2 separate regions of the Homo sapiens genome follow, and region 2 is linked to region 1. Evidence: chromatin contacts called from ENCODE Hi-C or POLR2A ChIA-PET data. All regions are on one chromosome and are shown on one strand. Each heading gives the region's core, a stretch centred on a gene start or an enhancer-like site at or near the end of the contact. The rest is flanking DNA. Distances are from core to core; before and after follow the strand shown. Region 1 overlaps KIAA1549. Region 2 holds the start of ZC3HAV1L (ZC3HAV1 like).

Evidence for each region. A loop is a pair of places that touch in the nucleus more often than their neighbours do. ChIA-PET counts read pairs that join two places held with the same protein, here RNA polymerase II (POLR2A). Pooled maps may share reads with other maps.
Region 2: a loop to region 1 is called in a pooled map, with 3 times the contacts of the local background. The contact joins the promoter of ZC3HAV1L here to the enhancer-like site in region 1. A Hi-C loop is called at or near these places in 6 of 168 maps with a recorded cell type or tissue (CD4-positive, alpha-beta memory T cell, CD8-positive, alpha-beta T cell, endothelial cell of umbilical vein and 2 more), 2 of 37 single-sample maps with no recorded cell type and 10 of 50 pooled maps. POLR2A ChIA-PET finds 5 or more read pairs at or near these places in 13 of 52 experiments (A549, AG04449, BJ and 9 more).

Annotation. Positions count from the first base shown.
Region 1 is chr7:138,873,695-138,878,196 of GRCh38, forward strand. All of the region lies in intron 12 of KIAA1549, which reads right to left. It also overlaps the pseudogene RNU6-1272P. Among named protein-coding and RNA genes, the nearest start is that of ATP6V0A4, 78 kb to the left of the region's middle. Within about 2 kb of position 2,342, at least 3 of the 41 ENCODE cell types and tissues checked have a DNase peak (open chromatin) inside an H3K27ac peak, as active enhancers do; they include PC-9, where a contact is called at or near this core.
Region 2 is chr7:139,034,089-139,038,051 of GRCh38, forward strand. It overlaps ZC3HAV1L (ZC3HAV1 like), which reads right to left and starts at 1,954. Exons shown (of 5, transcript NM_080660.4): 1 at 1,565-1,954; 2 at 455-590. The coding sequence starts at 1,929. LOC107986852 (a long non-coding RNA gene) reads left to right here and starts at 2,095. Exons shown (of 2, transcript XR_007060557.1): 1 at 2,095-2,283; 2 at 2,565-2,862. RefSeq lists silencers at 1,267-1,786, 2,037-2,246 and an enhancer at 1,361-2,280.

The DNA.
Region 1 (4,502 bases), core at 1,092-3,591:
GCCCGGCTCACCCCCTCCCACTGTAGTCACGGCCCTTGCTTCACCCTCGCTGAACTGTTCACAGACTGCAACCAGAGGAGGGGATGCACAAACCCTGGGCCACTCTACAGAGCTGAGGGACCAAGCGGAGGAGAGGAAATAAGAGGTGCAGAAAATCTTCCAGCTTCCATACTGCCCAGAAGCCAGTCCTTCAACATGGCTGAAAAGAGGGGCTTTAAATTTTTTTACATATACATATAATATATATCACACATATATATTATATAATTATATCACACATATTATATATTAGTATATATTTTTGTTTATAGAACTGTATATGTAATATATAATTAGTAATTAGTAATATATTACTATTAGTAATTATATATTACATACTTCTATATCATATATTAATAAATATAATTATATAATATATATTATTGTTTGCTATGCATTGCACAATTTTTCTAAAAAAGCTCCCTGGGTAATAATGATTAGTACAAAGCACAATGGACACACAGAGATTAATGCTGTGTGAATCCTGCCTTAAGGCTAGTAGGAACTTGGGATTAAAACCCCTTTCTCTTCAATTATTTTTTAAAAGTAATGATATAAATTTTACTATAGAGTCAAGATACCTATTGTACCTCATGGTAACTATAATCAATAACAATATATTGTATACTTGAAAACAGGTAAGAGAGTAGATTTTAAGTGTTATCACAAAAAATAAGTATGTGAGGTAATGTATATGTTAAATAGCTTGATTTAGCCATTTCACAATGCATACACATATCAAAACATCATCATTTAGCCACAAGAAAGAAGGAAATCCTGCCATTTGCAGCAATATGGCTGAGCTTGGATGACATTAAGTAAAATAGGCCAGGCACAGAAGGATAAACACTGCACTGTTCTCACTCATATGTGGAAGCTGGAAAGTTGATCTAGAAGTGGAGAGTAGACTAGAGGTTACTTGAGGCTGGGAAGGGAAGAGGAGGGACATAGACAAAAGCTGGTTAACAGATACAAAAGCACAACTAGAGGCTGGACATGGTGGCTCTCGCCTGTAATCCCAGCACTTTGATAGGCTGAGGCGGGAGGGTAACTTGAGCCCAGGAGTTCTAGACCAGCCTAGGCAACATGGCGTAACCCCATCTCTACAAAAAATAACCCGGCGTGGTGGTGTACACCTGTAGGCCCAGCTACTCGGGAGGCTGAGAAGAGATGATCACCTGTGCCTGGAAGGTCAAGGCTGCAGTGAGCCATGACTGCACCACTGCACCCCAGCCTGGGCAACAGAGTGAGACCGTGTCTCAAAAAAATAAAAATAAAAGTGCACAGCTAGAGAGGAGGAATGGGTTGAGCACCTGTAGGCACTGTAGGGTAACTCTAATAATTTATTGCATATTTTCAATTAGCTTGAAGAGCATATTTTGAATGTTCCCAAGGCAAAGTAATGATAACTTTGTCTGTGGTGACAGATATGCTAATTACCCTGATTTGATCATCACACAGTATATTCATACATGGAAATATCACAATGTCCCCCATAAATATTTGCAAGTATTATGTATCAACTAAAAATAATAAAAGCAAAAAACACATCATGTTGTACACCATAAATTTATATGTTTTCTTACCATCAGTTAAAATACAAATAAAAATCTTAAAAAGAAAGAAAAACGCTGGGCATAGTGGCTCATGCCTATAATCCCAGCACTTTGGAAGGCTAAGGCAGGAGGATCGCTTGAGCCCAGGAGTTCAAAACCAGCCTGGGCAACATGGCAAGACCTCGTCTCTACAAAAAGTAAATAAAAAGTTAGCTGGGCGTGGTATGCTCCTGTAGTCCCAGCTACTCAGGAGGCTGAGGTGAGAGGACTGCTTGAGCCCAGGAGGTCAAGGCTGCAGTGAGCTGTGATTGTGCCACTGCACTCGAGACTGGGTAAGCAAAAAAATAAAAAATAAAAAATTACAGCATATGGGATTGTATAGAACAGGATAATGTCAACAAAGCAGAATGAAAGAGAATAGTTCAGCCTGAATTACTAAAATGACAAAGCAAGAGAGCATTTTTAAAGAAATATTATTTCATTATCTACAAGTAAACACAGTCAAACCACTTTTTTTGTCCCCCGAGACAGGGTCTCGCTCTGTCACCCAGACTGGAGTGTGGTGATGCAATCACAGATCACTGCAGCCTCGACCTCCCAGGCTCAAGCGATCCTCCCACCTCAGCCTCTTCAGTAGCTGGGACCACAGGCACACACCACCAGGCCTGGCTAATTTTTTCTGTTTTTTTTTTTGTAGAGTCAGAGTCTCGCTACGTAGCCCAGGCTGGAAAACCACATCTTTACTAATGTGCGCAACCCACGTTAACATCCTGTGAGACAGCAATCACATTTATCTCATCTTCATTGTATATCACCAGCACCTGACCACAGGCACTTAGCAAGCATTTGCTAAACGGATGACTCAATGACTACAGTCATCTCCACTATGTTTATAAAATTTTACCTTGAAAAGGTCTCTAGGAATCTGCCTTCATGAAAAGATAAGAATTCTACTTTATGATCTCAATCATTTTATAAATGGTACAGTACTCCAAAATTACTTGAAAAACTTCATTGTTATATGTACTCAATCTCATTTAAACTATTTTGCAAACTCTTTTAATTTTTTTAAAATATGGAATGCTTCCCCAATATGCATGTCATCCTTGCACAGGGGCCACGCTCATCTTCTTTGTTGCCTTTCAATTTTAGTCTATATGCTGCTGAAGCGAGCACTGCAAGCTCCTTAGCACATGCAAAAGTCAGTGTCAGCTTGGTTTGCACATGAAATTCTAGAATTTGGAATTTGTGGAATTCAAATGAAGTTTTAACTACTTAAAAATCACACACTTGCACACATGCAATCTAAGGAGAGCATAAAAGAATGCTGAGTATTTTGCAATCCTTACCTACTTGGTATATTCCTGATGATAAAGGGGAGCGAGAGAAAAACTACAATTATGCACAGACGCAGCAATGGCAGCCCATCTCCTGCCTCATCTCTCCCTTCACATCTTCACTAAGGGGATCCAGTGGTTATGATTTGAGTTATTTTAAAGCTAGAATAGCTGGGAACACAGTGACATCTGAGTAAATAATCTCTTAAGGGTTCATGGATGGCCATGAGGGTATGTGTCAGGGCCTAGTCACCTTCCAAAAACAGTCAGCTGGAAAAGGAATAAAGCACAACCTCCAATTTACCAAAACTGAAACAACAGTGTTCTCTCAGCTTCCATTGCAAGGTGGGTCCTTAATATGCCACATGACCTGGGACAGTCGTCAACAGCCTTGCCAAGAAGCCTAAAGAGAGCCGGTAGCTGTACCACCCGCAGGAGTGAGAGGGAACGCTGGTCCCATGGCAACATGGAAGAGGGCTCCATAATGGATCTCAAGCAGCCTCCCTCCCCGCTCCCCACCTCCATTAATTTTTACTTCATTACGACTTTCAACAAAAGAAATATTTTTATGTGAATTATAAAACAGGCCGAACATGGTGGCTCACGCCTGTAATCCCAGCACTTTGGGAGGCCGAGGTGGGCAGATCACATAAGGCCAGGAGTTCAAGACCAGCCTGGCCAACATGGCAAAACCCCATTTCTACTAAAAATACAAAAATTGGCCAGGTGTGGTGGTATACGTCTGTAATCCCAGCTACTCGGGAGGCTGAGTCATGAGAATCGTTTGAGCCTGGGAGGCAGAGGTTGCAGTGAGCCAAGATAGCACCACTGCCCTACAGCCTAGGCAACAGGAAGAGACTCTGTCTCAAAAAGCAAAAAATTTTAAAAAATAAAATAACTGAAAGCTAGGAGAAAAACTCAGAATATTTTAAAATAGGATATTTAATTTTCTATGCAAGCAATAAAATACCTACACAGCAGCATTAAAGCTATCTAATGGCACCTTTCAAGAAGTAAAGTTCTAAAAGTAAATTGATATTTATAGTGAGAAAACTATCTTTCTACAACATGAAAATAATGTACAGATTCTGCTATCTCTTCAAATTGTAACAGCAGCATCTGAGCTTCTAATATTCACAAAATCATCTAATTCGCTTCTTTCCTTCACATTCAAGCTCTCGGTCCCAGAGCTGTGATGCTTACTACCTGGATTCTGAGCCTATGTTGAGAGTGGTGTTTGATTTTTGTTATTCTTATAGAATATACTGGCTGTAATACCATCAGAAGGCATTAAATGCAGGCACTGAAAGTAAGGTTTTCTCAGATAAGCAATGAACAGAACTTGGAAAAATCCAGAGCTCTTTCCACGCCCCCCCAAATATTTCTTTCCAAGGATCAAAACGAGATTCTAATCCTGTCTATCTGAAACAGTATCGGTTACCATGGTGCTAAATAATTTTTAAGATTTTGAAAAACCACATCCAAAGAAAAAACTCTTCCCTTTTTCTAAGGGGATGTCCTTAACATTACAAAAGAACCAAGTGGAAGGAGCTGGAAGGAACTTCAAGGA
Region 2 (3,963 bases), core at 704-3,203, 160 kb after region 1:
GGCTCCAGCTCCTACCTCTAGTCTTGTGGCTATCTTCCTTTCTAGACGCTGAAATGCATTAGAGTTAAAATCAGGCCACAATTATGAACTATCCTCTGTTTTCTCAACATCTCCCCTTCTTCCCATCCCTCTTCTGGCCAAGTGGAGGTGTCTATGATAGCATCACTGTGCTAGATTAGAAAATCTTGCTTTTAATTGGTGGTCTTAATTGATGTTCCAATTTTCTCTTGGGATTTGTACTATTTTGTTTTTAAAACTTCTTTGTGTATGGCTAAACTGAAACAAACGTACTATTTCGCCATGATAGCAATTATAAAGGGTACCTTTAAAGCATTTGAAACTGAATCATGTTGCTTCGAAGGCAATTAAAATTAATATGTAAAGCCAAAAGAAAAATAAATGGGGAAAGTACTTGTAGCAAATGTGACATGAGGGTGACTCCTTGGTGACTCACCTCTGGTAAAAGACAGGGGTCATTCTGCAAAAGCAGGATCCGAAGCTGGTTTTCATTGAGACCAAAAAGTCCATGGCTTTTCAGGACCTGCATGTTGACAGGTGTGTGGATATCATGGGAAAGGGTACAGGTAGACCTAAAAGAACAAAGCCCTCGGTCAGATGCCCAGGTGAAGAAGGACCAGTCTGTCCAATTCCTTGCCTTGAGCAGCTTTCAATGTATTTAATACATGTGAAGTTGAGTAATTTTCATGAAACCGGGGATAGTATGGCCTAATAAGCACTGATGGAAAATAAGAAAATTGGGTTGAAGGAACTCCTCTCCCAGGGTCATTTGAATTTTCAGTAGGGATGCTTTGAAGCCAAGGGTCGCCCACCTCGCCTGAGGATGCACATCTGTTCCGTAGGCGACTGCACCTGGCCTTCTCCCCGGCAACAGCTGCCACAGTCCACCAACGTTAAAAAGAAAGCGCCCCTATCCCCAGCACCGCTTTGGCGGGGTGTGTGGCTAGAGACAACCAAGGAAAATTCGGGGCTGTGAAGCACAGCCTGGGGTCAGGAGGCAGCCCCGAACCCCAGCTCTGGCAGTCAGGAACCACAGGGCCTCACCCAAGCCATCCAGCCCTGTTTCCTGGGGTGAGACTGGCTCAGCGCTGTTAAACCTAGAGGGCGCAGACCCGCTTCTGCACAAGTGTGTGGATATGGGGGAGCAGCGATTTCCGGCTAAAGGGTCCAGGGATCTCATGGGATCCTCAGACGCCCCACGCCCCCCACCTCCCGCCAAATATCACCAGAATAAGTGAGCTCCGAAGTCCCAGTCCGGATTTAACCCGGCCGCGTCGCGCAGGATCCGGGGGGGCGGGCGGGGGCAGCAACTTTTCTGGCGTGGGCGGTTGAGACGTCTCCATGGAGAGGACCTTCGCGCCTTTCCGCCCAGCTGCTGGAAGCGCGGGGGAGGACGCCCAGGAAAGGCCTGCGGGAGGGGGTCGTCCAGCCCCGCGTCCCCGGCCCGGGGCAGGACGAAGCCCCCCTTCCCGTCGCTCCCGCTTCCAGCAGGACGGCCAGGCCCGCGGCCAGCGCCCACAGTCCCCGCCCGCCGCCGCCTTCTCACCAGCAGTCCCGGTTGGGGCACTTGCCCAGCATGTGCCGGCGGCAGAAGTGCAGCTGGTCGCAGGCCTGGCACTCGCCGCGCTGGTAGCGGGCGCAGAGGCGCACAGAGGACACGGCCACCACCCTCCAGGCGGAGGTGCCGCCACCGCCCACCGCGCCGGCCGCCGCCTCGGCCTCCGCGTCCCCGAGGCCCTCCTGCGTCTCCACCTCCTGCAGCAGGAAACGCTCGGGCCCGGCGCGCTGCAGCACGTCCCGGAGCCTGGCCTCCGACAGCTCCACGTGGCCGCGCAGGTCCTTCAGGAACATGCGGCCGCCGTGGGCGCACAGCACCTTGGTGAGGAAGGAGCACACTGTGGGCTCCGCCATGGTCGCTGGCGCGGGCCCTGTGCGCGCGGCGCAGCGAGCCGGGGCGGGCAGGCTCCTCCCAGTCACGTCCACGATTTCCAGCGAACAGCCCGGGGATGGGCCTGGGCCTGGCGAGGGGTGGGCCTGCGGGAGGCCGGGCGAGGGGCGGCCCCGGCGCGTGGAAGCAGGGTACGGCGCCTGCGGATCCCCTGGACGTGGACTCAGGCGGGGACAGCGTTGATGGAGCGTCTGCTCCGCCCAGGCACCGTTCAGGGCGAAGCCTGGCCTTGAGGGGCTTGTATAGTGGGAGTCACAAAGGACTCGCCAACAAGACAACTGGTAGTGCTAGGGAGGCCTGCGGAGAAGGAGAAATAGGTAAAAGGTGGTAGGAGGTGAGTGGCCGGGCTGCTTCGCGGGAGGTGGCCACTAGCCACATGTGGCTGCTGAGCACTTCTGGGATTTTTTGTTGTTGTTGTATTTTTATTTTTGGAGACAAGGCCTCACGTTATCGCCCAGGCTGGAGTGCAGTGGCGCTATCGTAGTTCGCTGCAGCCTGGAACTCCTGGGCTCAAGCGATCCTCCCACCTCAGCCTCCTGAGTAGCTGAGACCGAAGGTTCGCATCACTAATTTTTTTGGTTTTTGTTTTGCTTTGTAGAAACGGGGTCTCCTCATGTTGCCCAGGCTGGTCTCGAACTCCTCAAGCGATCCACCTGCCTCAGCCTCCCAGAGCACTGGAATTACAGGCGTGAGCCACCCCGCGGGGCCTGCTGAGCTTTATTGGAAAGTGGCTAGTCCGAATTGAGATGTGATATAAGTGTGAAATACACACACTAGATTTTGAGGACTGAGAATGAGAAAAAGAATGTAAAATATCTCACTAACTTTATATGAATCACATGTTAAACATAATATTTTGGATATATTTGGATAAATAAAATGTTATGACAACTTCATGTGTTGCTTCTACTTTCCTAATGTAGCTATGAGGAAATTTTACATTGCAAATGTGGATTACCTTATTTTTGTTGAGCAGCACCAGTCTAGACCTGCCTTAAGCATCCATGCTTTTTGTCCAACACCTTGCTTGTTTCATGAACGTTTGTTGAGCCAACTACTAACGCAGTGACAGTACAAAGATGAATCAGACCATCAGAGAACTCAGCCAGCCTAGCTGCTATTTTGCAAGGTGCTCGTGAGGATTAAATGCATTAATGTCATGTAATGTAAAGAAGCTAGAGAGGAAGACAACTGGCCAGATGCCAGAAGACCTTCTCTGCCATGCTGTGAAATTTGGACTTATATCCCGAGAACTTTGGGAAGTCACTAAAGGATTTTCATCTGGGAAGTGTGGATGTCTCCTGAGTGCCACTCAAGGTGTGTCATTCAGCTCTGAGCTTTAATGTCTTCTCTTCAGCAAAACCTTTCCTGACCTCTCAAATCTAAAGTAGCTCCCCAGTCTGCATGGAACTTACCACTGATATTTTTCTTCTTTATTGTGTATTTATATATTTAGCTATAGAATTCAGGCTCATGAAAGCAGGAACCTTGTTTTGTTCATTGCTGTATCCCTACCACCTAAAATAGTACCTGGCCATATTGTAGGATAGGTGTTTTAGAAAGACCCCTGGCAGCAATGAGAAGAATGGATTTCTAGAAAAGCAAGACGAGGTGGGGAATAACAGAAAATAAACAGGATTTGAGGGACTATAACCCCAGTGTTATTTATGTTGAGAGTTTGCAGTGGACAACCCAAGGTAAGACGCTCAACAGGCAGGTGTATTCTGTATACAGGTCTAGACCTTGAGGGACATGAGAAGGGAAGGGATGTAGATTTGCGTGACATCAGAGCATTAGGTAACTGAGAGTTGATAAGATCACCTGGCAAAAATGAAGAGTGTGAAAAGGTGGGGGACGGGGGGAAAGAAGCTTGGCGAATACCCACATTAAATAAGCAAGTGGGGGAAGAGAAAAATAGGCAGTAGCCTACGTCCCCTTGGCACTCAGCATTTGTTCCTGAACTCTCTGCCTAAGCTTTTTCCAACAGAAGGAGGAAG